2 separate regions of the Homo sapiens genome follow, and region 1 is linked to region 2. Evidence: chromatin loops called from intact Hi-C (ENCODE). Cell type or tissue: heart right ventricle. All regions are shown on one strand.

The links. A loop is a pair of places that touch in the nucleus more often than their neighbours do. Peaks named below come from ENCODE experiments on the same cell type or tissue, not always from the same donor. Only the 100,000 strongest peaks of a DNase experiment are listed, where the experiment ranks them.
Region 1: a loop joins it to region 2, with 2.0 times the contacts of the local background. A loop is called at or near these places in 3 of 110 quality-filtered maps.

What each region holds. Positions count from the first base shown.
Region 1 is chr2:109,406,757-109,414,756 of GRCh38, forward strand. All of the region lies in intron 4 of SH3RF3 (SH3 domain containing ring finger 3), which reads left to right. It also overlaps a transcript of RANBP2 not described here. Among named protein-coding and RNA genes, the nearest start is that of MIR4266, 97 kb to the left of the region's middle. In heart right ventricle, no CTCF peak of the experiment used is centred here; a DNase peak (open chromatin) is centred at 3,869.
Region 2 is chr2:109,491,083-109,499,082 of GRCh38, forward strand. All of the region lies in intron 9 of SH3RF3 (SH3 domain containing ring finger 3), which reads left to right. It also overlaps a transcript of RANBP2 not described here. Among named protein-coding and RNA genes, the nearest start is that of SEPTIN10, 120 kb to the right of the region's middle. In heart right ventricle, a CTCF peak has its summit at 4,363 (motif pointing left); DNase peaks (open chromatin) are centred at 4,289 and 6,978; H3K27ac peaks cover 1,770 bases.

The DNA of each region.
Region 1 (8,000 bases), 84 kb before region 2:
TAGAATGTCTCCAGGACCATAGCAGGGGCAGAAATGAAGCAACCAGTGCAGAGGCTACATGGAAGCCTCTGCTCATGCGCATTTCAGTGGTCGAAGCCAATCTTACAGCCCCGCCCTGTTGAGGGGTGGGCACATGGAGTCCAGCGGGGCCTTGAGGAGAACCGTCCCCAGGTGCCACTTCCCTGCAACTCAGCAAGTTTGCATTTCTGAGCACAGAAGTTGGGAAGCTTCAAAGGAAGAGACGACACCTTTCCAAAGTAAGGCTAGTGTGGCTCTGACGGCTATGCTTGCACTGCTGTGTGCAAGCATATACCCACTAATACTGCCCATGAGTGTCCTGCCTCTGGGCAGGGGCTCTTGCTGGGTCCAGAGTGTGGTCAGATGCAGGCTGACTCGCCGTCCAGCCAGGACCAGCACCTTCATTGGCCCTTGCCAGCTTCTCTGTTCTGGAGAGCACCATGGCTTACAAATTACCTCCAAATAAGCAACCCTTGGAAATTAGGAACATACCCTTTAAAATCAATGGAAGGGGAAGTGTTTGAAATTCAGCAGGGAGAACATCAAAAGACAGCATTTCTCAAGTCTCTTCGTGTCTGAGAAGTAAATGAGGAGAGTTCCTTATGGAAGCTTCTGGGCAACTTTAAAATGCATCACCACCTGCTATTTGTCTCTATGCAGCTTCCTGTGTTGGCTGGGTCTTATTATCTCTGCCACAGGACAGACAGACAGATGCTTCAAGCAGGAGGAAGTGCTGGGGAAAAGCTGAAGGAGCTGAAGCAGGACCTTCCTGCCTCAGGCCTGGCAGCCCCCAGACTTACTGCTTATAAGCTGTGCAAACTCCGGCTCCAGCTCCAGCTCTCAACTGCAGAGTACAAGCTGCCTGCATAGCAGAGCACCTGGGCTTATTTTTAGCATTTTCAGAAAGTTATAAATTTAATTACATGCCTTATAGGGAGGCAAAACAAAGTACCAAGTGAGCCTGGGATGAATAAAAAAAAAATTGCATTGTGAGAATCTTATACAAGAAAACTTTCTTCTACAAATCTGGAAATAGCTGTACCTCCATGACTTACCAATCCTGGCCTTTAAGTGGGGACAGAGGACACCGTGGCTGCCTGTGACCTGGCGTCCTGATGATTTTTGTCGATTGCAAAGCTTACCAATCACAGTGCAGGGTGCTGGCAGTGTTTCTTTTGCTGCTATGACGAGCTAGGAACCAGATCCACGGGTTTCTGCCTGTGCCTCCAGGCCATCCTTGGGCAGAGTCAGGAAAGATCCTTGGGTCTTCTTGGCATTTGGAGAGCATCCGGGAGCTCTGGGTGGGCACTTGCTGGCTAGCAGCACAGAAGAGTCACTCCCTTGTCCTAGCAGCTGTTGAAGCCACATCCTGCAGGGATCCACAGAGGGTTGTTCATGAATGCCCACCGGTAGGCCCCATGGGACCCACCAGGAGACTAGCACACAGTCCATGCCTCAGAGGGTGGAAAGGAGGAAGGGCCTCGATCAGTACAGGTAAAGCAGGAGGAAACCAGGCCACTGAGGTCGGTGTCCTCAGGGCTGTAATGTGAAGACCCATGATGGCCCTGGACGGGAGGACTGTGAGGAGCTAAGAACCTTCTCCACCCAGATCTCCTGACTGCCTCACCCTCCCTCTGCCAGAGCTCATCTGCCCTCCCGCTCCAGGCTAAACCACCTACCTCCCCACAGGCATTATCTGGATGCAGTGTGGGTTTGGGAGGCGAGAAAAACGGGGTCCCACACGCGCTCACGCCCAGGCCGGGTTCGCTCTCAGGACCTCGTCCTCCCATTCGCTGTCCCCTCTACCAGCCCGTGAGCTTCGCTGCGGCAAGAGAGTGCTTTCCCTCTCTGTACAGGCAATGCCCCGCACTGGCACTCTCAGACAGAAGGATGGATAGACGGACACACTGAATTAGAGCTGAACAAAAGGATTTTTCAAAGTCCACCCCTCCTGCAGCCACCGCCTGTAAAGGAGGCACTTTCTGTTTGAAGACAGAATGGATGCACAGTTGGATGTGGATGAATATTGTGCCTTTTATGCAAAGCTGGATGGAGAAGCCTCTGGCCTGATGGGTGCGCACAGGGAGGGGGGTCCAGGGCCTTCCTACCATCAGAGGCAACAGGCGAGTGAGAGCTGTGAGGAAGGCCATGAGCGGAGGCCATCCACGGCTCTTCCTGATAGAAGAAAGGCTCCAGGGCAAGATAGGTTGCTTCTTAGCTGAGGCTTGGGAAGCCCCGGGTAGGCGAGAAAGGGGTCCTATAACTTCCTTAACAGACCTCCCCTTTCCTTGTTGACGTTTTGAGATTTTCATTCACCAAACTGGAGTCGGGTTGTGGATGTTCTCCTCCCATATTCCACTGTTTTGATCCATTCGCCTTAGTAATATTGTGGGAATTCCTTGTTAAGCTTTTGATCACAACTTTCACTTTTTGGTTCCAGTTATTGGCCCAGTAAGACAAAGGCAGAAAGGGGAAGAGGTTCATCTTCTCATCATAGACACCTAGAGCAGGGGCAGCAAACGTTCTAAAGGAAGCAGCCAGATAGTAAATAATCTAGACTTTGCAGCCAGGTAGTATCTGCCGCAGTGACTCAGCTCCACCCTGCAGTATCAGAGCAGCTGGAGACAGCAGTGGATGGTGGGCATGGCTGGCTGCCAATAAAACTTTATTCACAAAAGCAGAACACTGGGCCAGATCCAACCTGTGGGTGAGAATTAAATATCCAGCAGCAAATTTGGAACTCCTACGGGGGCAGGTGGCTTGTGGGCAGCAGTGGAGGGGAGTTTTGGCCTCCATCTTCAGTGGTGAGCAAGCAGTTCCCCTCACCAGCTGAGAGTGCTGAAGTTATGTGGGCAGAAGGCGTGGCTGCTGCCTCTCCCAGGACAGACTCCCTCACTGGGGCTCCCCGGCCACTGCCCTCCCCGAGAGGGAGATCGAGAGGCACGCGGGGCCTCTGGCTACACAAGCTGCTTGCTCCTCTTTGCAGAATCAAGCAGAAGAATCAGCCATAAATGTTTTATTCTAGAGTTTTCTTTGGGAAGCAAGTTCATGAGGGTCTGATTTACACCCCGTGTAATGGAGTGGTAGCGAGTGATGAATAATGCATGCCCATTTCACTGCTCCTTGGGGTGATGACAGTGTTTTCTGGACTTACATTAAACATTTAAATGAGGAGATGTTTCTTCTTGGGGTCTTCATCTGTTCCATAGTGTCAAAGAAAGAGACTCGGAGCCCCCGTACAGCCTGCCAACGCCCAGACCCTCTTTTTTCCCTTTTAGTAATCCCAGCAGGGAACTAATACGGCCTGGTTCCCAGCCACTGCTTAGGGGCCCCATTAAAATGCAGCGGAGGAGGCTCTAGTGTCTGGTTACAACCTGGCGGTTTAGAATCGGGGAACCGCGGCCACAGCACTGCAGCCATTGCTGACACCAGGCTTCCAACCAGGGGAGGCTGGAATTTGATGAAACACATCGCCGTCACAGATGACAGCCCAATCTTTACTGACTAGCAGCTCCAGCGCTGTGTGCCATTCACCTGTGAGCTCTGTGACAGGGAGAGAGATGCAGGAGCAATGGAGCTTGCCTGGATCCAGGGCACTGCACAGTCAGACTGAGCTCCAGCCCTGACCTCGGTGCGGAGGGCCCCTGCAGCTCCGTGCACCCAGGGGGCAGCATCAGCGTGCACGCTGTCACTTTACTGTTTGCTTGTGCTAAGTTCCATCAGACAGGCCATCCTCTCCTACCTGTAGCCCTGCCAGCCGACCTTGCACTACTGGGCTCATGTGAAATGCTCACAGGCTGTGTTGTTGAGCATCCTGCCCGAGGGAGGGATTGCTGGAGTTGTTCTGTAGGGTCAGTGACTCAGAGAACTGGGCCACTGCATGTCAGCCAGCTCCTTCGGAACATGTGTGTCCACTTGCCTAGGCCAAATCCTGGCAGGTATCCATTATGGAGCCTTTTAAAAAGACCGTGGTGCAAACGTACTTTATTATAGTCAGAGCCCTTTCCTGGGCATGGGCTGCTAGGCGCGACTTCGTGGGAGACAGGGCTGCACTTGGCTTTGAAGTCGGAGCAGAGATTTCCATTGGATGATCTTGGAGATAGGATGAACATCTGTCTGAGGGCTGTGTCCCCAGTTATTTTTACTCAAAGGCACCTGGAGCTCTTTCTCTTTTCTTGTTTTATCACTGGCTGACTCCCTCACTCCTGCCAAGTCTTTACTAATCCCTTAAGGCCTAGAATCATTTAAAATTAAGCCATTAAAAATCAAAGCAGCATCAGAGAGGTGGCTCGTGGTTAGGAGGAAGCCAGGCCTGCGTCCAGGGCCAAGCACCATGGTTGGAGCTGGAGGCAAGGAGCCCTCAAGTCCCTGGTGTCACAGTCAGCAACTCTCAACCTCGTTATGAATACTTCAGGGGAGAGGCGCCATTGGTTGGGGGCTGAAAGTACATCCAGGCAGTGCGCAGCTCAGGCTTTGCAGGATGCTGGCCGTGTGGAAGTCTGTGCCTTTACTCAGGAGTTCCCAATTACAGTCATTTAAAGGAGAGGCCCCTTTCCCTGCAGTTAGTTCCTGCCAGGGTTAGCAGTGGCTGCTCATCTCTGCCCCTCAGCAGGCCTCGTGTTCTTGGGAGTCACATTCTGTACAGCTGGGCCTGTGGCCCCCAGTAGCGTGCTGCTGAGCCTGTCAGTGGGAGGACCCCTGACCCCCTCCCACCTTGGCCACCAGCAAATTGCTGCTCGTTTGCATCCGTAGCAACAGAGACCAGATTCAGAGGATGGACTGACCCCATCAGCATCGGGAAGCCACGACCAGTGTGCCACTCATTTCTTTGTACTTTTAGTTTTCATATCCCTGAGGGCAGAGCCCAGCCCAGCGTTGCCTCCTACACAGCAGGATGTCCCTCGCACCCCTCGCCCTGGGTACCACACCACACACCCATGCTAGGAAGGCCGGCCACACGGGAGCCACGCTCAGCCATGTCAGTTTTAGGCATTCTTCATCTTGACCTTTGGGAAAAAGCATTTCCACACATCTGACCTCTCTCTGCTCTTCATTCCAGCTCTAAGTAATAGCTTACTGTTAAATCCCACATATTTGCTTGGAGCTTTTGCCATATCAAGTGTCAGCTGAAGGCCAGGATTCCAGTGAAGCCGGCAGAATGTCTCCCTCCTGCTGTCTTTAGGGACAGCCTGTGTCAGGGTGGCCAAGGCCCCAGACCCCTGAATGGGCCCTGTGGCAGCTCCCACTGTCCACACCTCAGGTTCCTTGGCTGAGCCCTCCCGAGCCTCCTGACACCGAGCCCTGTGGGTTGCTTTACGTTGGACTCACGCAGGGCAGTCGGTGGATGCCGGCACAGATGGGATGGTGAGCCTTCGGCCGCCGTGGTCCACGATGCGTGTGCTCCGCACAGTGTGCACTCTCAGCCTAGCCTTCAGCCTCTGCCCAGCAGACAAAACACAGTCTCCTTGGTCTCTCCTGGCCAAACACATTGCCCCCCTTTCATTGGAGTATGGCTTGAGCAGCTCCAGGACATTGGGAGGTGGAGATCCAAGTGCCGGGGCAGGCTTCAGGCAGGCCACCCTCCCAGTGTGGCCCCAGCGTGGCTCTGGCTGTGCTTTGCTTGTGCTATGCTGGTTTGGGACAGCTTGGCTGTTTCTGGAGCATTTATCTGAACAGGACAGCAGGCATGGTAACAACAGCAGGACCAGTGCGTGCCTATCATCTTAGGTTCCCACTCTTCCCGCTGCTGCAGAGCAGAGTGCCAGTGCCTGGGAGCACAGAACTGCCAGCCCAGCCCCTGCTGGTGCTGCAGGGTCACCCCTGCCCTTTGTCAGCTCCCAGGATCCCCTGACAAAGATGGCACATGGGGGATCGAGAAAGATACGGGCTTACCGTCAGCCAGACCTCAAGTGTTAACTCTGTTATTCTTCTCATACCACTGTGGAAATGTTTCAGGAAACCATTGTCACTTGATATTAAAGTGTAGATTAAAAAATAATAAAATTATCCCAAAAGGCAACTCCCCAAAGGAGCAAAGTTATGGTTTGGTATGTAAGTTTCCTGACTTCTTGCCATGAAAATACACGTATCACTGTCAGAAATTAGATAAGCCTTCATATGCAATGCTGTCACCTCCATTTCCACTCTGCATACCCTACATGGCCCTCCAGGCCTGTCCATGGAGACCACGGCACAGGCGGCAGTGGGGCATTCTGTGTCCTTGTCAGCCTGCCAGCCCCACACCCTGGAACTTCAGGAGTGCAGGTTTTTCGTATCATAAACAGTGCTGCTGCGAAATCCTTACCTGTACCTCCTTTCTGACTTGTCTGATTATCATTATTTTATATATATATTTTTTGAGATAGAGTCTTGCTCTGTCGCCCAGGCTGGAGTGCAGTGGCGTGATCTCAGCTCACTGCAACCTCCGCCTCATGGGTTCAAACGATTCTCCTGCCTGAGCCTCCCAAGTAACTGGGATTACAGGTGCTTGCCACAATGCCCAGCTAATTTTTGTATTTTAGTAGAGACAGGGTTTCACCATGTTGGCCAGGCTGGTCTCGAACTCCTGACCTCAGGTGATCTGCTTGCCTTGGCCTCCCAAAGTTCTGGGATTACAGGCGTGAGCCACCACCCCAGGCCTGTCTGGTTATTTTAGGATTCATTCTTAACAGGAAACTGCCGGGGCTACAGGCTTTTTTTCCTGCCCTGTCTCTGTCTGTCTGTCTCTTTCTATCTCTGTCTGTCTACCTCTGTCTCTCTCTGTGTCTCTGTGTCTTCCTGTCTGTCTCTCCCGCTCTAGAATGGAGAACAGCTTTGTCTACAAGCCCAAATCACCAGGACCTGGGGCTGTATGAGAACGTCTCTGGCCCCCACATTCCCCTCCCTATTCTGTGCTCTGGGGCAGCACGCCTGCCCCCACCAGCCCTCCACACAGCATAGACATGTCATGAGGGCCATGCCTTGTAGGACCTGAGTTTGCAGACTTCTCTGTTACTAACTATGGCAGAATGGGACAGAAACCAGGGGACTGTGGGTCCACTGGCCCAAGCCAGGAGTGAGGGCTTTCCCTGCAGGGAGCACACTGGGGTCTTCCGCATCCCATGAGTGGGATCAAGAGGTGTAACTCCCCACCAGTGGTCCAGCAGGGGCAGTCACCTGCCCCAGGAAGCGCCTGTGCATGTCAGCATTCCCAAGACCAGTGGGTCCTTCTAGGTCCTTGGCTTCCTTGGCCATTCCACAGCATGCAGCTCAATGGACAATGACATTCCCTCTGAAGCACCATCTCCCCTGGGCTATGGGTCTCCTTCTGTTTATTGGGCTGCCCCATCTTGGCCTCCTTCAGGGCCCTCTTCTGGGTGGTGTCCCGCAGATGGGGCCAGGGCATGCTCCCTCCTCACTGTCTCCCAGGCCACTGCACCGTCTACCCTGTTGGCTTCAGGACAACGATCACGAGCCTTTGTTGAGGGCCTATTCTGTGTACTTAGAGTGACTGCTTTATAGCCTGTGGGTTGTCTGACTTCATACTCCAGCTGTCTAGACCATGCAAGCTGCCACAACCCCATCTTCTCATGTCTTGGGGACTCTGTCCTCCACTGCTTGATTTCTATAGTCTTGGGAGCTATTGATTCAGGTTTCATCTGGTTTTTCAGTTTTTTCAGGCAGGAGGGTAAACCTGGCCCCTGTTACCATCATGGTCAGAGCAGAAGTTCATGACCCTCAATGGACACGAGGAGCAATCAGAGGCTCACAGACGCCATCTTGGCTACGGTCACAAACACAGGTCACACACCTGGGAGCTAAGGGCTTTGCCACAAGACTGCATTGCCTCATAGATCAGCTATACATACATGACCCCAGATCTGCTGCCCAGGCCAGTCCCTTCTGAGCTCCTGATTGGCATTACCAGCACCCTCATCATCCACACTGAGACATCTCCAGGCACACCAAACACTGCGTGTCCAGCACTGAGCCCATGGCCTCTG
Region 2 (8,000 bases):
GCTTGGGTGGTGAGTGCTGGATGAAACGAGTCTGGGAACTGGAGTGTTATTTCATGTTCTGCATCCATCTGATTCCTGAGTTTGGGATTGCAAAGGAGCCATCAGGAAATGTGTCAGGACCAAGTGTTTCTGAGTGCAAATAGTGGGAGACTAGGCAGTGAGTGGTCTGTGCCCCCTCAACCCTGGGGGATCCTGGAGCAGGCCCCTGGGCTGAGTCCCCAGTGGGCCTATGTGTCCCACTCAGGGAGCAGCTCTTCCCTCGCAAGCCTCAACCCACTCGGCGTCTTAGAATTGTGATGTTACTCAAGACGGCTTCAAGTCTATATCCCTTGAATTATCATGGCTTCAAGGGTATATAGTCCGTCAGACTGAACCCTTTGAAATTGCCCATATTCATTCATTTCGATGCTTACTAGCAACTTCACATAGTTCAGCCTAGGTTTTTACCGATCTGGAAACTGAGTCTGGTTGAGGCAACATGGCCCACTAAGGCTGTGGGCTGTGGGGCTGCAGGTGCTTGGGTTTCACCTGGGGCTAGAGGCGTACCTGGCTTGGATCCCCCTGTGTGAGTTATCCATCCTAAAAGGGCTCTCAGGTAAAAGCTGGAGGCATCACAGAGAGATACGATGGCTGTCAGGTTAGGATGGTAGAAAGATATGATCCTTACTGAGTGCCTACACATTGTAACATTGCTGAAATAATAAAACACAAACAACCTCCCAAAAAGACAGTCCTGGTGTTTCTGCCAGAACCTTTCCTCCCTTGGCCGTTCGGGTGCCTGCAACCCGGGAAGGCAGCCTCTGCCCTGAACACCTGCTGCCCTCCCAGACGCCATTCCCAGTGCCAGGTGGGGAATGAGACGGGGTCTATCTAGATCAGAGGTCTAGTTTTCTATCCTCACATATTCTTCTGTATAGTTTTCTAGCTTCACAGGTTCTTCGTCAAGGGCCAGATGGTAAACACTGCAGATGTTGCAGTCCTGCTGTGTCTGTGGTGACCACGTCCTCTGCCTTCACGGTGGAAGCGTGGCCACACACTGTATGTAGATGAATGGGCCGGTGTCCCAGTAAACCCCTACTTGTGGACACTGAAATTTAAATTTCGTACAATTTTCGTAGGTCATGAAATAGTCTTCTGATTTCTTTTTCAACCATTTCAAAATGTGACAACATTCACAGCTCTAAGACTACACAAATTAGCCGCAGGCGCAGTTTGCCAGCCCTGACAGAGATGATGCCTAGCGCCAAGCCTATGGGGCTAGGCCTGGGGCTCCAGAGTGGACAGGGCTCTCTGCAGAACCCGCAGCTACTGACTTCTGCTAACCAGTGAGAACGGAAGTCGCATGTACACCTGCTGTTAGCATCACAAGAGCTGGGTGTTCTGCACAGGGGTGACGTTCAGAACACTCAGCAGTGGGCATGGATTCCGGCTACGCATGCCCAGGACAGCCAGGCCCTGCCTTCTATGTTTCCCCAAGCGCTACATGTGTGTAGTCTCAGTGAACCTTCCCACGAACCCTATGAAATCAGTTATCCTCGTTTTACAGATGAGGAAACCGAGGTTTTGTAAAAGGCTAGGTAACTGGCCCAAGATCACACAGCTAGTTAGTGGCCAAGCCAGAGATTCAGCTGAGGACTTTCTGACCTCATGGCCCACGCCCTGAGCTACCTCTCTGTAGGGTGCGCAGTCAGCAGCACCCCCAGTCCTGTGTAGTCACAGGGCCTATTATCAGCTTGTGGACATCGTGGGACATGTCACAGCTCCTCCAGGGGCTGCACCATTGTTGGGTCCTGCAGATCCATCAGCACTGCCATGCCAGTCCCAGCCCCTACAGCCACACCCACAGGGAGAAGTGCCTTCCCCTCTACAGGGCCCCAGGCCCTTGGGGGACTGGGTTCACACTGCACACCACACTGTGCAAACATACACTCACCACACATACACCATACAAACACATACCCCACATACATCATACAAACACACACACCACACATACACCATACATACAAACATACACATACACCACAGATACATCATATAAACACACATACCCCACATACATCATACAAAACACATACACCACACATACGCCATGCAAACACACACACCACACATATATCATATAAACACTCACACATTACACATACAGCATATACACACGCACCACACACACTGCAAACACACACCCCACGTACACCATAGAAACACACACCATGCACACCATGCAAATATACGTACACCATACAAACACACCCCACATACGTCATACAAACAGACACATGCCACACACTGCAAACACACATGGTACAGACACCACACACACCACACATACATCATGCAAACACAGACTACACACATGTGCAAACACACTCCACATACACTATACATACAAACACATACCCCACATACACCATACAAACACATACCTCACACACACCATTGCATACCCACACCCTTCACACACCATACACATACATACCATACACACTGCACACACCCCACACACAATACACACAAACCACACACACTGCAAACNCACACCCCACACATGCTGCAAACACACACCATACACACACATATTATACAAACACATCACACACCATACACACACCACACACCATACATACACACCATAAACACACACCATATACATTATGCAGACACACACACTGCACACCAAACATGCACTGCACACACACCAGGCAAACACACATAACACACAGATACACACACTATACACAAATTGTACATCAAGCAACCACATAATACAAACACATATTCAGACACACAACACACACCCACCTTCTCTTTCCTTCTCTCCTCCTCCTCCACTTCCTCCACCTCTCATCCTCTCCTAAGGAGTCTCCTCCGCATCAGAACCTCCCTTCATGGGACCAACACCTGCTGCCTGTGTTTTCCGGATGGGTCCTGGCCCTTGTCTGGAGTCACAGAGTTGGTCTGCCGGCTCGTGAGAATGACAGACTTTGGGATAGTTCAAAGCTGTTCTCATGTCTCCCCTAGGATCCTTCTTCCCCAGACCCCTCAACTTTATCTTCAAAGACATGACTTCCAGACACCTCAATAAAAAGTATTGAAAGACCCTGTTTCTATAAAGTCATGGGCATCTCTGATGAATTAGAAAATTCAGAGACTCACTCCCGTTCTCTGAGTGTTCCATCTAATCAGGGGTCATTGTACCCAGAGACTCTTTGGTGGCTCCTTGCACCCAAGCACTCTGTAGCACTCATTAAAGAGAAGTGTTTCCAAAAAACAGCCTGAAACCAAACTGCTCATGAGCCCCAGAAGTGCCCCCTCCCCTCAACATGGTAGCCACAGGCTGCCTGGTATCCTGGGGAGCCCTAGCAGGTCGGAGCTGAGGGCATGACTGGGAAAATGCTGACTCCTCGGGCTGGGACAGCACCAGAGAGCACTTGGACTTGGGCCCTGCAGACTTGTGAGTAAAACTTACTTCCAGGCTTACTTTGGAGGAGGAGCTGCTGGGCTGCGCCCTGTGCAGAGGTGAGAGTCCCTGCAGTGGGGCCAGAACACTCAGCTGCCAAGCACTCCTGGAGGGCCTCAGGTGTGCAAGGCCCACCTGTGATCATGAAAGTGGGAATGCAGGCAGCAGGGCAGTATGGGCTGTCAGGGTCAAGGTTTCCACCCCAAAATGCCAAGGAGGAATGGGCAGTGTTGCTGCCTGCATTTCTTGGGCCTTTCCTGTGCCCAGACTCCTCCAGATCTCAACCATCTCTTTCAAGACTCTGGAAAGAGAGCGGGCGCTGCTCTCCTCTCCACTCTCAGAGGAAGGACATTCAAGTAGAAGGTGCTGCAGAGGGAGCTCCTCTGAGAAAGGACTAGGGGAGTGTACTGTGAGCAGCAATCTGGGGCCGGGTCAGCGAGGCTGGCAGGCTCAGCTGCCCTGCCCCAGCAGCTGGCAGGCAGCAGGCCAGTCTCGTAAGTAGACTTATGAGCCAAGCCCACGAGCCTGGGGTGTAAGTCACCTAGAGGGCCATGCCCCGTTCCTTCCAAGAGGACCTCATCTTTAGGTGTCTGGCATATTCTTGTCCTGCGGACTATGTGCAGAGGGAGCTGAATTTCCAGAAGTTGCTTGTGGAACTCAGAATACGGGTGTGGTCATGGGAAATGCAGGCAGCAAATGCACATGGCATCAGGTTAGAACCGTCTAATGCCCCAGTTCCCCAGCTACACCAACCCTGGTCTGTTCTGGTGCAGGGCCAGGCAAGCTGAGTTCTGGGACCAGCCCCTCCTGCCCACTGGATGCCTGCCTCCTGGCTCTTCTGCACCTTGGCAGTATCAAGTATCGTAGAGAGGCTTTGAGTAGACAGACACTCTGGGCCACCTACCGGCCATTTCATCCTGAATATCTTTCATTCCTTTTTTTTTTTTTTTTTTTTTTTTTTTTTTTTGAGACAAAGTCTCACTCTGTCTGCTGGAGTGTGCAGCGGTGCAATCTTGGCCCACTGCAACCTCCGCCTCCCAGATTTAAGCAATTCTTGTGCCCAGCTTCCCAAGTAGCTGGGATTGATTACAGGCGTCCACTGACATGCCTGGCTGATTTTTGTATTTTTAGTAGAGACGGGGTTTCGCCATGTTAGCCAGGCTGGTCTCAAACTCATGGCCACAAGTGATCCGCCCACCTCGGATTCCCAGAGTGCTGGGCGTGAGGCGTGAGCCACTGCACCTGGCCCCCTTTCTTCATTTTTATAGTCCTAGTTTCCACATACATAAAATGGGGATAATAATACATGTCTGGGTATAATACTTGTAAATCACCTAGATTAACACCAGAAAAAGTATGAGTGCACACTAAACACAACAATAATAATATATGCTATTGTGTCCAGAGTTGGTTCCTGGTGGGTTCGTGGTCTCACTGACTTCAAGAATTGAGCCACAGACCTTCGCGGTGAAGAGCAAAGGACAAAGCTTCCACATGGAAGGGGACCCACCGGGTTGCCCTGGGGTGGCCAGCTTTTATTCCCTTATTTGTCCCCTCCCATGTTCTGTTTTTGTCCTATCAGAACGCCCTTTTTTCCATCCTCCCTGTGATTGGCTACTTTTAGGATCCTGCTGATTGGTGCATTTTACAGAGTGCGGATTGGTGCATTTTACAGAGTGCTGATTGGCGCGTTTTACAGAGCACTAATTGCTGCATTTTATAATCCTCTTGCTAGCTACAGAGCGCTGATTGGTGCATTTTACAGAGTGCTGATTGGTGCATTTTACAATCCTCTTGCTAGCTACAGAGTGCTGATTGGTGCATTTTACACTCCTAGCTGCAGTGCTGATTGGTGCATTTTACAATCCTCTCATAAGAAAGAAAAGTTCTCCAAGTCCCCACTCGACCCAGGAAGTCCAGCTGGCTTCACCTTTCACTATGACCTCTCTAATAGTAACATATGCTGTGACATCTATGATAATAGTAAGTCAGTGAGGGTGAGGGCACCTGCAGCACGGCCTGGCCGACTCCTGCCCCTTTGACCTGCTTCTCCCCAGATGTTCACATCGGATCAGCTCATCCTCAGCTCTTGATGGCCTGTGAGTTATATGGCTTTGTTAGGATTTCAGCGTTCCTTGATCTGATCCATTATGTGTGTGGTGAGCAGAATAATGGCCCCCAAAGATGTCTATGCCCTAAACCCTAAAAACTCATGACTATGTTACCATACATGGCAAAGAGAAATCAGGTTGCAGATGGAATTAAAGTTGCTAACCAGCTGACTTTAAAATAAAGAGATTACCCGGGATTATCCAGGTGGGCCCTGTGTAATCACAAAGGGTCCTTATGAGTAGAAGAGAGAGGCAGAGGAGAAGGTCAGAGTGGCATGATGTGAGCACTCCCCTTTGAAGATGGAGGAAGAAGCCTCCAGAGAAGGGATGAAGGCAGCTTCTAGCAACTGGAAAGGCAAGGAAACAGCTTCTACCCTAGAGCCTGCAGGAGGAACCAGCCTTGCAGATGCCTTGATTTTGGCCCAGTGAGACCACGTTGGAGTTCTGATGGACGGAACTATAATATATTTTTATAGTATGATGCCACTACATTTATGGTCATTCGTTATAGCCATAAACAACTAATATGTGTGTTGATATTACAGTTTAGTGTCCAGGGTATAGAAGTATTCTTATCCCCAAGTTCCTAGCAGACACCACTCTGTTACCAGCACATTCCATGGACTCAGGGGCTCATTCGTCTTCCTGTGTTGGAGCAAGTGCTCTGAAAAGGCTACCACATGGAGGGCCACTTTGCAGACTCTGTTGTCAGGGAGGGAAGCAGACGACCCCCAAGGAAAGCAGAACATCCAAACCTCGCACACAGAGCTAATGGTAATAATAATGGAATGAGAATTCATTCTGATTTTGCCCATTTGGATTCCTTGAGCCCTGTGTCTGAAAATTAGCTGTGGTTGCCATAACCTTAATTATACTCAGCAGGGCAGAGTTGCTTGCTGATTTATGACGCACAGTTGTGACCTGGGAGTAGCTGTCATCCTCAGCTGCTGACACGGACACGACAACGGCGCTCTGTGTCTATAACGGGGAGTATCAATTACTTTCCTGCAGCAGGAAGAACAGCTCAGAGTCTTGGAATGATCTGGACAGAAACGTTAAACACTTGTCTCGTATAAATTCAGCCCACATCCATCTGGGCTCATTAAATCATTGAATTGCTCAGAAGCACCAAATTACATCTTTCTAACAAATTATATTTTTAAAGCTGCTTGTTTATTTCACATCTGGAAGTTGAGGCAAAAGCCAAAACTTGCATTCAAAGTCTGAGAAATCATCTCGCCCTTTGCCTTCCTTTCTTTCCTTGGGGAAGAGAGAGGAGGAGCAGGTGTTTGGAAGAGGTGGAGGATGGCAGAAGGCCACAGGTAGGATGGCGCTGATCCTGTGGGCCCTCGCAGCCTCAGTTTGTGTGTATGCTGTCTGATTTCACAGACCGCTGGCTGCATCCCGGCAGCCATCTGTCCTCCTTGAAGGAGGGCCAGCAGGAAGCCCTCACAGAGACGCTGAGCTGGGAGGAAGGAGGTGCCTCCGCCTGCCCTCCTTCCTTCCCGCCTGCATGTCCCTGAGAGCAGAGTCTGGTTCGCCGGCAGATAGCCCATGGGAACCAGTCCAACCATCGTGCACCCGTAGATGCTCTGAGACACTTAGAGTTGGCTGGTATTCGGGACTGCGACCCAGAACCTGGCCTGTTCTGCTTCCCCAGGAGTAGGAACACTGCACCCCCAAGTCAGCCTCAGGAGCCCATCCTCCATGCCTCCTCCTCTTGCCAGCCTGGTGCAAGCTGGGCCTGTGTGCCCAGGGGCTGTGCACTCCATAGGACTGGGCCTTGGTCTCCTGTCTGCACATTTTTCCTGAGCCTGGCACCAAGCCAAACTGCCCCAAAGCCATGGCTTCTGCGCCCCAGGCTCTGTGAACACGTGGGGTGGGGAAGGGCAAAGGCTTCCTCCCTGAGCATGCACTCAGCTCGATTTTCAGACACCAATGTGCAAGCATTCCCTCCCAGAGCTGCTGAAAATCCACATTCCCTAGTTCATTCCCCCTAAGTAGTATCAAGTAGGTCCAGGATGGGCCCAGGGAACTGTGGGGGGTCCTGAAGTATGTGAGCCACACTTGGAGCAGGTGTGCAGTAATCCCTGTGGCGATGGGGCTTGCAGACTGGTGCAGGAGGCAGGATGGGTTGGGTAAACAGGTGAATGGCTGGGCAGTGGAAGATGGTAAGAGCTGGGAAAGGGCAGGCCCGGCGTGGCCACACAGGGAAGGGCGTTCTGGGCAGAGGGAGCAGCATATGGAGGAGCCCTGAGGTGGGTGCACCTGGGGTCGCTAGGGCGCGGCAGGGCAGAGCTGGTGGAGTGGGAAGGGCGCAGTGTGGAGGGCCTGGGAATGCTGGGGCGTTTAGACTGTGGCCCCTCCTCTGAGAGGGATGGGGACTGCTGGAGCCCTCTGAGCCTTTGCCCAAAAGGAGCCTCAGCTGT